2 separate regions of the Homo sapiens genome follow, and region 2 is linked to region 1. Evidence: read pairs that join two places in POLR2A ChIA-PET (ENCODE). Cell type or tissue: IMR-90. All regions are shown on one strand. Each heading gives the region's core, and the rest is flanking DNA. Links, peaks and the distances in the headings are about the cores only. Region 1 has its middle 340 kb from the start of SNHG27. Region 2 overlaps LOC105377428 (a long non-coding RNA gene).

What was found. ChIA-PET counts read pairs that join two places held together with the same protein. Peaks named below come from ENCODE experiments on the same cell type or tissue, not always from the same donor. Only the 100,000 strongest peaks of a DNase experiment are listed, where the experiment ranks them.
Region 2: POLR2A ChIA-PET joins it to region 1 with 5 read pairs; 2 of 35 experiments call an interaction of 5 or more read pairs at or near these places.

The regions. Positions count from the first base shown.
Region 1 is chr4:132,099,675-132,104,074 of GRCh38, reverse strand. No RefSeq gene overlaps it. Among named protein-coding and RNA genes, the nearest start is that of SNHG27, 340 kb to the right of the region's middle. In IMR-90, for the core only: no CTCF peak of the experiment used is centred there; a DNase peak (open chromatin) is centred at 2,364.
Region 2 is chr4:132,048,453-132,052,852 of GRCh38, reverse strand. The region is part of intron 1 of LOC105377428 (a long non-coding RNA gene); the gene reads left to right. Among named protein-coding and RNA genes, the nearest start is that of SNHG27, 290 kb to the right of the region's middle. In IMR-90, for the core only: no CTCF peak of the experiment used is centred there; no DNase peak of the experiment used is centred there.

The DNA.
Region 1 (4,400 bases), core at 155-4,154:
GTGTGCATAGATGTGTTTGTAATAGCCTGTGATGATATTTTGTATTTCTGTGGGGTCAATGGAAATGTCACTTTTGTCATTTCTGGTTTTGCTTGTGTGGATCTTCCTTTTCTTCCTTAATAATATTGTTTAGCAGTCTATCAGTCTTATATATTCTTTCTAAGAGGGAACTTGTTGGTTTCATTATCTTTTATATGGATTTTTGTACTCAATTTTTTTCAGATCAGGTTTGATTATGGTTATTTTTTTTTCTTCTGATAGCTTTGGGATTTGTTTGCCCTATTTTTCTAGTTCCTCTAGGTATGATGTTAGGTTGTTAGTTTGAGACCTTTCTAACTTTCTGATGTAGGTGTTTAGCACTATAAACTTTCCTTTAACACTGTTTTAGCAGTGTCCCGGAAATTCTGATATATCTATGTTTTCATTTGTTTCAAACATTTTTTTTTATTTCTGCTTTTATTTCATTCTTTACCTAAAAGAAATTCAGGAGCAAGTTATTTAATTTTAATGTAATTGTATGGTTTTGAGAGCGCCTCCTTGGTATTGGCTTATATTTTTATTGTGATCTGGTCTGAAAGTGTGGTTGACACAAGTTCCATTGTTTTGAATTTGGTGAGATCTGCTTTATGGCTGAGTGTGTGTTTAATCTCAGAGTATGTGCCATGTGCAGATGAGAAAAATGTTTATTCTCTTGTTGGGTATTCTCTTGTTGGGTAGGGTATTCTCTAGGTGTCTGTTAGGTCTATTTGGTAGTGTCAAGTTCAGGTCCTGAACATCTTTGCTAGTGTTTTGCTTTGATGATCTGTTTAACACTGTCAGGGAATCTTTAAGTCTCCCGCTGTCATTGTGTGGCTATCTGAGTCTCCTTGTAAGTTTCTAAGAATTTGTTTTATGAGTCTGAGTGCTCCAATATTGGGTGCATATGTATTTAGGAGAGTTAAGTTTTCTGAACCCTTTATTATTATGTAGTGCCCTTCTTTGTTCTCCCCATCTCATCTCTCTTTTTTTTTTTTTTTTTGTCCTGCTCTGTTGATTAGGCTGAAGGGCAGTGGCCTGATCATGGTTCACTGCAGCCTCTACTTCCTGGGCTCAATCAATCCCCACACCTCAGCTTTTTGAATAGCTGGGACTATAGGCACACACCACCATGAGCAGCTAATTTTTGTATTTTTTGTAAAGATGAAGTTTTGCCATGTTGTCCAGATTGGTCTCGAATTGCTGGGCTTAAAAGATTCACTCATCTCACCCTCCTAAAGTGCTGGGATTACAGGTGTGAGCCACCATGGCTGTCTCTCTTAGTACAATTTTATCTTTGTTGGTTTAAAGTTAGTTTGGTCTGATATAAGGATAGCAACCTCTACTCTTTTCTGTTTTTTGTTTGCCTAATATATTTTTTTCCAACTCTATACTTTGAGCCTCTGGGAGTCATTGCATCTGCGATGGGTGTCTCAAGGCAACACACAATTTTTTATCCAACTTGCCACTCTGCCTTTCCAGTGGAGTGTTTAGCTCATTTACATTCAAGGTCAATATTGACGTGTGGATTTGACCCTGTCATCATATTGCTAGCTAGTTATTTTGCAGACTTCATTGTATAGTTGTTTTGTAGTGTCAGTAGGCTATGTATGTAAGTGTGTTTTTGTGGTGGCAGGTATTGGTCTTTCATTTCCATGTTTAGCACTCCCTTAAGGATGTCTTATAAGCAAGGTCTTGTGATAACAAATTCCCTTTGCATTTTTGCATCTGTTTATCCAAAAAGTGTTTATTTCTCTGTTTATAAAGTTTGGTTTGGCTGGATATGAAATTCTTAGTTGGAATTCATTTTTTAAGATTGCTGAATATAGGCCCTAAATCTTTTCTGGCTTATAAGGTTTCTGCTGAGAGGTTCACTGTTAGTTTAATAGAGTTCCCCTTGCATATGACTTGCCCTAGCTCCCTTTAAGACTTTTTTTCTTTTCATACTGACATTGGAGAATCTGATGACCATGTATCTTGGGGATGGTCATCTTGAATAGTATCTTGCAGGGATTCTCTGAATTTCCTGAGTTTGCATGTCAACCTTTCTGGCAAAGTTGGGAAAATTTTTATGGACAGTGTTCTCAAATATGTTTTCTAAGTTGTTTGCTCACTTTCCATTTCTTTCAGGAATGCCAGTGAATCACAGGTTTGGTCTCTTCAAACAATGCCAATTCTTAGTGATTTTGCTCATTTTTTGAAATTTTTTTAAAATTTTTGTCATCATTTTGTTTCCTTCGATTGGGCTTCAAGTTTCTCCTGTATTTCATTGAGGTTCCTTGCCATCCAGTTTCTAAGTTCTGTGTCTGTCATTTCAGCTATTTCAGTCAGTTAGGAAGCATTCCTGGGGAGTTAGTGTAGTCACTTGGAGTTAAGAATGTAGTCATCTGGCTTTTAGAGTTGTCAGAATTCTTACATTGACTCTTTCTCATCTGTGTGAATTGATGTTTCTTTAATCTTTGGAGTTGTTGTCTTTTGAATAGGGCTTTTTGCTTTTATATTTTGTGATGCCCTTGAGGGTTTGACTGTGGCATAAGTTGGGTTTAGTCAATTGACTTTATTTCTAAATGCTTCCAGGGGACCAAGGCTCATCTCAACACTCCTGAACTGTGTGCTCTTTCTCTGGTGTGCTGGGATTAGGCCCATGGCTTTCTTCTCTGGCCTCTTGAGGTCAAATACCTGCTGTACTTGGGGAGCTGAGGTGTTACCAATCTGCTGGCAATAACACTCCCATGGAGGCTGCCAGCAAAATGTTCAGGTGGGGGCCCTGGGGGATGCTGGGGGAGGGATGTGGGTGTGTGTATGTGGCAGGGTAGTAGACGGGGGAGGCTCTGATTGGGTGTGTACTGGCAGGAGTCTGTCTGCAAAAGTGCTCTGATGGGAAGGTGGGAACTGCTGGTGAAAGATCTATGAGTGTGGCCAACGGTAATCATTCTGTAAGGCAGCTGAAGCTGTGTTGCAAGTGGGTGTGACCAGTTAGGGACCCACAGACAGGGGTGCATTCAGATTACACGGGCTCTGTCCCACTAGCAAGGCAGCCCTACTCTGCCCAGGTGCAGCAGCTAACAAAGGCTAAACTACCGAAAATAAACAAAACAAGGCTTGGGGGATGGTCACTCATGGCTGTGGTCCACTGCAGCCACTTCCATACCAAACCCTGTGGACTCTGTACAGACTGGAGTTCTAGCTCTGCCAACTCTCCAAGCAGTTCTTCCTGCTAACTAAAATGTCCGTAGGGGTCATGGGGTCTCCCACAGCCCAGATCGTGGAGGTCCTCGGTGAGGGTAGACCACTCCAGGCCTATTTCTCTCACCCTTTTCATAGGAGCCACTTAAATCCAGGAACACATTCTGATCCTCAGCAATCCCATGCAAGGTGTCCAGACTGTTTCCCTTTCAGTCCTGTGGCCTGCGACCTACATCTATCGACTCTCAATGCCTTCTTTCAGAAAATCTGGGTAGTCTGCTGCTCTACTTGATGGTCTGGTCTTTCTTAATGGGAAAAGTTCCTCCTGGCTGCATCTAGTTGGCCATCTTGGCTCTTTCAAAGGCATTTTTTATCTTTTAAATAGTTGTTAAAATTAAGTTTAAAAAATCTACTTAGCCCTCTATATGATTTCAATAACAAGCTTTATTTGTAAAGCATACAAAAAGCTTTATATTATAAATGGTAAAATATGTTATTTGCACATTTTAGTTCTGCATGATTTATGAAACATGACAATATTTTAAGCCAGAAAATATTAAACCATAATTTTTTTTTCTGCCTTCAAATTTTTTAATGTGTAACATGCAGTTTAATGATGAAAGACTATTAGAAGAAATACTAATAGAAGTCAGCTACATGTTTTAATTTTAAAACACTATAAACAAAGGCTGTAGCTGGCCGAGTGCGGTGGCTCACTCCTGCAATCCCAGCACTTTGGGAGGCCGAGGCGGGTGGATCACGAGTTCAGGAGATCGAGACCATCCTGGCTAACACAGTGAAATCCCGTCTCTACTAAAAATACAAATAATTAGCCGGGCTTGGTGGCATGCACCTGTAGTCCCAGATTCTTGGGAGGCTGAGGCAGGAGGATCGCTTGAACCCAGAAGGCAGAGGTTGCAGTGAGCCGAGATCATGCCACTGCACTCCAGCTTAGGTGACATAGTGAGACTCTGTCTCAAAAAAAAAAAAAAAAAAGCTGTAGCTGTTTAATACATGCATTTAGAAGTGTCTCACAATAAGCATTGGGCAGTGTGAGCTACATGTAACACCAATTGTTTTAAAAATCATATTATTAACTAGTAATGATCAACTAGAGATATCATAGTAAAAATATCCCAATCATAACTAAAAATTACCATGTAATTTGTTAGGGCTACATGAAAACACATAAAAAATTT
Region 2 (4,400 bases), core at 130-4,129, 51 kb after region 1:
AGATCAAAGTTCATGAAAAAATATAACATTTATTGTAAGTCTTTTTAAAGTATATTTTTAATCTTTACAATTAGACTATTAGTATCTCAGAAAGAAATACATACAGTAAGTTCTCAGCATCCTCAATTTTGTTGTTGAGGGGTGTGTATGTGTCTGTTTGTGTTTATCATTGCATACTTTCAGTTATGGTTTTCTTTTTGTATTAATGTCCAAAAGTGTTAGAATTATGTCACAACATTCACACTTTAATGCATAGTAAAAAAGATTATTTAAAAGATGCTCTGTCAAATAAAATTTGATAGTAAAACAGGAAAGTAAAACAGTTTTACTTTGCAGACATTATTAAAACATATCAATAACATATTAATCATATTATTAATATATGATTATTTTCAAAACTGTGCTCAGAATAAAAGTGTAAATTTATCTTTAAAATTGGATTATGTAAAATAAAAATTTTATGTTGCTCTACTTTATATAAATTAGTTATAAAATGTTAGTGAACAAAACAGTAATTTTTATTAAGTTTTATATGTATTAAGTACATTTAGCTTTACAAAAGCTGACGCATCACAAAGATAAATATCTAAGGTATAACTACAAATACTGTAATCAGTTTTGGGAAAGCAAAAATTTAGTCAGTTTTTCACACAAAAAATGTTTCACTAATTTCAAAAATTCATTCTTTTAGTTTAGTTACATTTGGAAATATTTAAAACCTAATTAATTATATATTGATTTGTATGCATTTGAATTATTACAGTGAGCAATCTGTAATGGAGAAAAATTATTTAAGACTGGTTGCTGTTCTTCATAAAATTACAGTCTGGTAAGCCAGTACACATACTTGAAACTATTGATATATTAAAAATCGTATCTTAGAACTTTTTAAATTAGAAAACAGACATTTAAACATGTTATCTCAACCTGACATTTTTAGAGACTTAAAAAATACTGCTTCAAAGATAGAAATTTCTGAAGAGCAATAGTTGATAACTACATAATATTGCTGCTGTAACAATGTTCAGCTTTGATGCACAAAGTCAATGAAGAAGGTTTTCATCAGCATCTTAAGATCTCAGCACACATTTTCTTACACAGAAAAGAAATCTGCAAATCACATCACAAAATTGTCTGCACTACTCAGATGATGAAGCTTTAAATCTTTTCCTAATTCAGGTTTATAGCTCCATTTCATTTATAAGAGATAGGGAGAAGTATATATTTTATAAGCTAATGTGTATATTGAACTAGTAAAACAGCTAGCCTTCCCACTCAGACTCAAGCATAAGGAACAGAAAATGTTTGGATAAAGAATGGAAAAACTACACAGGCTGGAATATAAACACAAGAGTGGAGGGAGGAGGAGCTCAGTCTGAGGAAGATTCTTACTGTTTCATATATACCCTATTTATCCTTGTCAGTATTAATTTAGTATTAAAGTTTGGCATCTCTCTTTTAAGAAACTATTCCTGAATATTTTTCAGTATTTATGCAATTTCAATATGTATTTTAAAAGCAAAAATAAGTGAATACAACATAAATATATGTACAAACATACATATTTGTACTACACAATATATGACACAATTAAAATCATATTATTTTCAGATGATGTATTGGTTAGGATTGTCCAGAGGAAAAAAAAACCAATAGGATAAATATAGGTATATATTCTTATGTGATTTAGTGGAAGGCTCAAGAATCAGAAACTCCAATATCCAAGGGTAGGGGAAGATGCATGTTCTAGCTTAAGAAGAGAGAAAGAAAAAGCTCATCCTCTGCTTATTTGTTCTATGAAAGCCCTCAACAAATTGGATGATGCCTGTCCACATTAGTGAAGGCAGATCTTCTTTACTCAGTATACTGATTCGAATGTTAATCTCTTCTGGAAACACCCTAACAGACACACACAGAAATAATGTTTACCAGCTATCTGGGTATTGCTTAGTCTGGTCAAGTTGACACATAAGATTAACTAGCACAGATAATTTTTCTACTTTCAAATTATTAAATTGTTTCATATCTGCATAAATAAATGTTTTATATTTAATCCCCAAATGTGTAGCAAAATTCACAAGTTATTTAGTTGATACAGTTTTTGTACAATATGTGGAAATTGTTTATATTCTAGTACCGTCAAACAAAATACTAACTAAGCTGATACTGTAGGAAAGAGGAATATTCTTAGTGCTTGAATAAGAATTATTTAATTCTTAACAAAATTTAACTATTCCAGCTCAAAAATAATTTTGAATTTTTTCTCAATTTAAAAAACTGAAAAGCAATATTTTTGAAATATAACAAACAAAATACTTAACAAAAGCATAACTGAAAAGCTTGAAGACCCTTAGTTACAGTGGTCCAAATGTGGCATTATAAAGCTTGAATGGGTCTAATTATTGCTCCTTTCATCTTTAAGAAGCTGCTTACGTCTGGGCGTGGTGGCTCACGCCTGTAATCCCAGCACTTTGGGAGGCTGAGGCGGGTGGATCACCTGAGATCAAGAGTTTGAGACCAGCCTGGCAAACATGGTGAAGCCTCGACTCTAATAAAAATACAAAAATTAGCCAGGCGTGGTGGTGAACACCTGTAATCCCAGGTACTCGGGAGGCTGGGGCAGGAGAATTGCTTGAACATGATAGCCAGAGGTTGCAGTGAGCTGAGATCGTGCCACTGCACTCCAGCCTGGGCAACAGAGTGAGATTCCATCTCAAAAAAAAAAAAAAAAAAAAGAAGAAGTTGCTGACAAAGGGTTTAGAGTTTTCACTTAAAAAGCTAGAATACAATTTACAAATAATAAAGAGATTTGAGCTCAACAAAAAGATGATGTTAATATGAACTATGCAGTTGACTCTAAAACATATTGTAATCCCAGCACTTTGGGAGGCTGAGGTGGGTGGATCACCTGAGATCAAGAGTTTGAGACCAGCTTAATTTTTAAAAAATTTAAAAAATTTTTAAAAATTAAGTACAGTATAAATCTGTACTTAAAGTGTATATGTGGATCACAGTGAACAGTATATTCCTATTCATTTAAATAAGACAACTGAAAATTATTATTTTTGCTTTCTACTGGATCTTAGTTTCATGGATGTATATCTTTGTGTGTGTATGTAAGCATGTGTGTATAAATGTGAATTATATTATGTATTTCTATATATTAGCTATATATTAACTGCATATATTAGCACTGCAACATGAAATATACATAGCAGTGTATGTTAAAGTGTCTTATGGAGAAGAAATTCTAACTACAATGAAATTATTCCCAGACCACATGCTTTTTATTGACCTCTGTGTGTGTGTATATACGCATTCAATTTTCCTCACAATATTTTCTGATGTATTTTGTCTTTTCTAACGTTGTGACCTTCTTTTTGTTTTTTTATTTCCCAAAAGTTTCCTCCAATCTTCTGGATAATTCTCTAAGCTAATCAAATTTCATAAGATATTTTCTAAATTAAAATCAGCCAGTCATTTTGTTGCTTGCTGCTAAGACACTAAGTAGTGTAAATAATAAATAGGTATTTCTTTGTGGTAGGAGAAAACATTCAACACATATTCTAATAACTATGGAGAAAATATCTGGGCTATAAAAGCCAAACTACTCTAGAACAAAAATGACTTGTTCTTTAAATGCAAGTATTATGTAGACATGGGGGAAGCTAAGAAGCCAGACAGAAAGAGAAAGAGAGGTACGATAATTGATCATACAGCATAATCAAAAGAGGCACAATACATTGATTTCCTTGGGAGGAAATAATGTAAGGATCAATATATTAGCTTCTATACGGGTTGGGAAACATGTGGGCACAAAATAGCCAATTCAAGTGCAGTTCTTCAGTCTGAAGTGGGGTAAGAAAGTGTTCCCGGCTAGTCACAAATTATGGGCAGATGTGACGCATCTGTTGCTTACACCTGAGTAAGCTAATTAGTTAATTAAATTCTTGGGAGGAGCAGAAAAATAAGCCTGAAGCACAAGGTTTGCCCCAGCAGAGTTGTCCGTTGTACTTCCAAAATGCATTTGAATTTCAAGCTCTCTGATTAGTGGGAAAGAAAGCAAAGAAGGATTTTATTTGAAACCATAAGAAATTAATTAAATAAGAGAAAAAGGATACTGTATTAGAAACGAGGGAAAATGCACGCTTACAAAGTTTCCATTTAATTGGTTTTGTTTTGAAATTAAATAAATTTATACCTATTCAAGGCAATGTTACTAAATTAGACATTTTATTATGTAAGAATAAAATTTATCATCCTCAATTTCACTTATCTAGGGAAAAAAAAGCCCTTAATTTTCTGACAACACTTAATAAGGCACAGGGTCAGCTGTTAATTAGGCCACTAAGGTCAGCAAATCTATTTGTTACTATGATTAGGCTTTGTTTGCTGGCTCT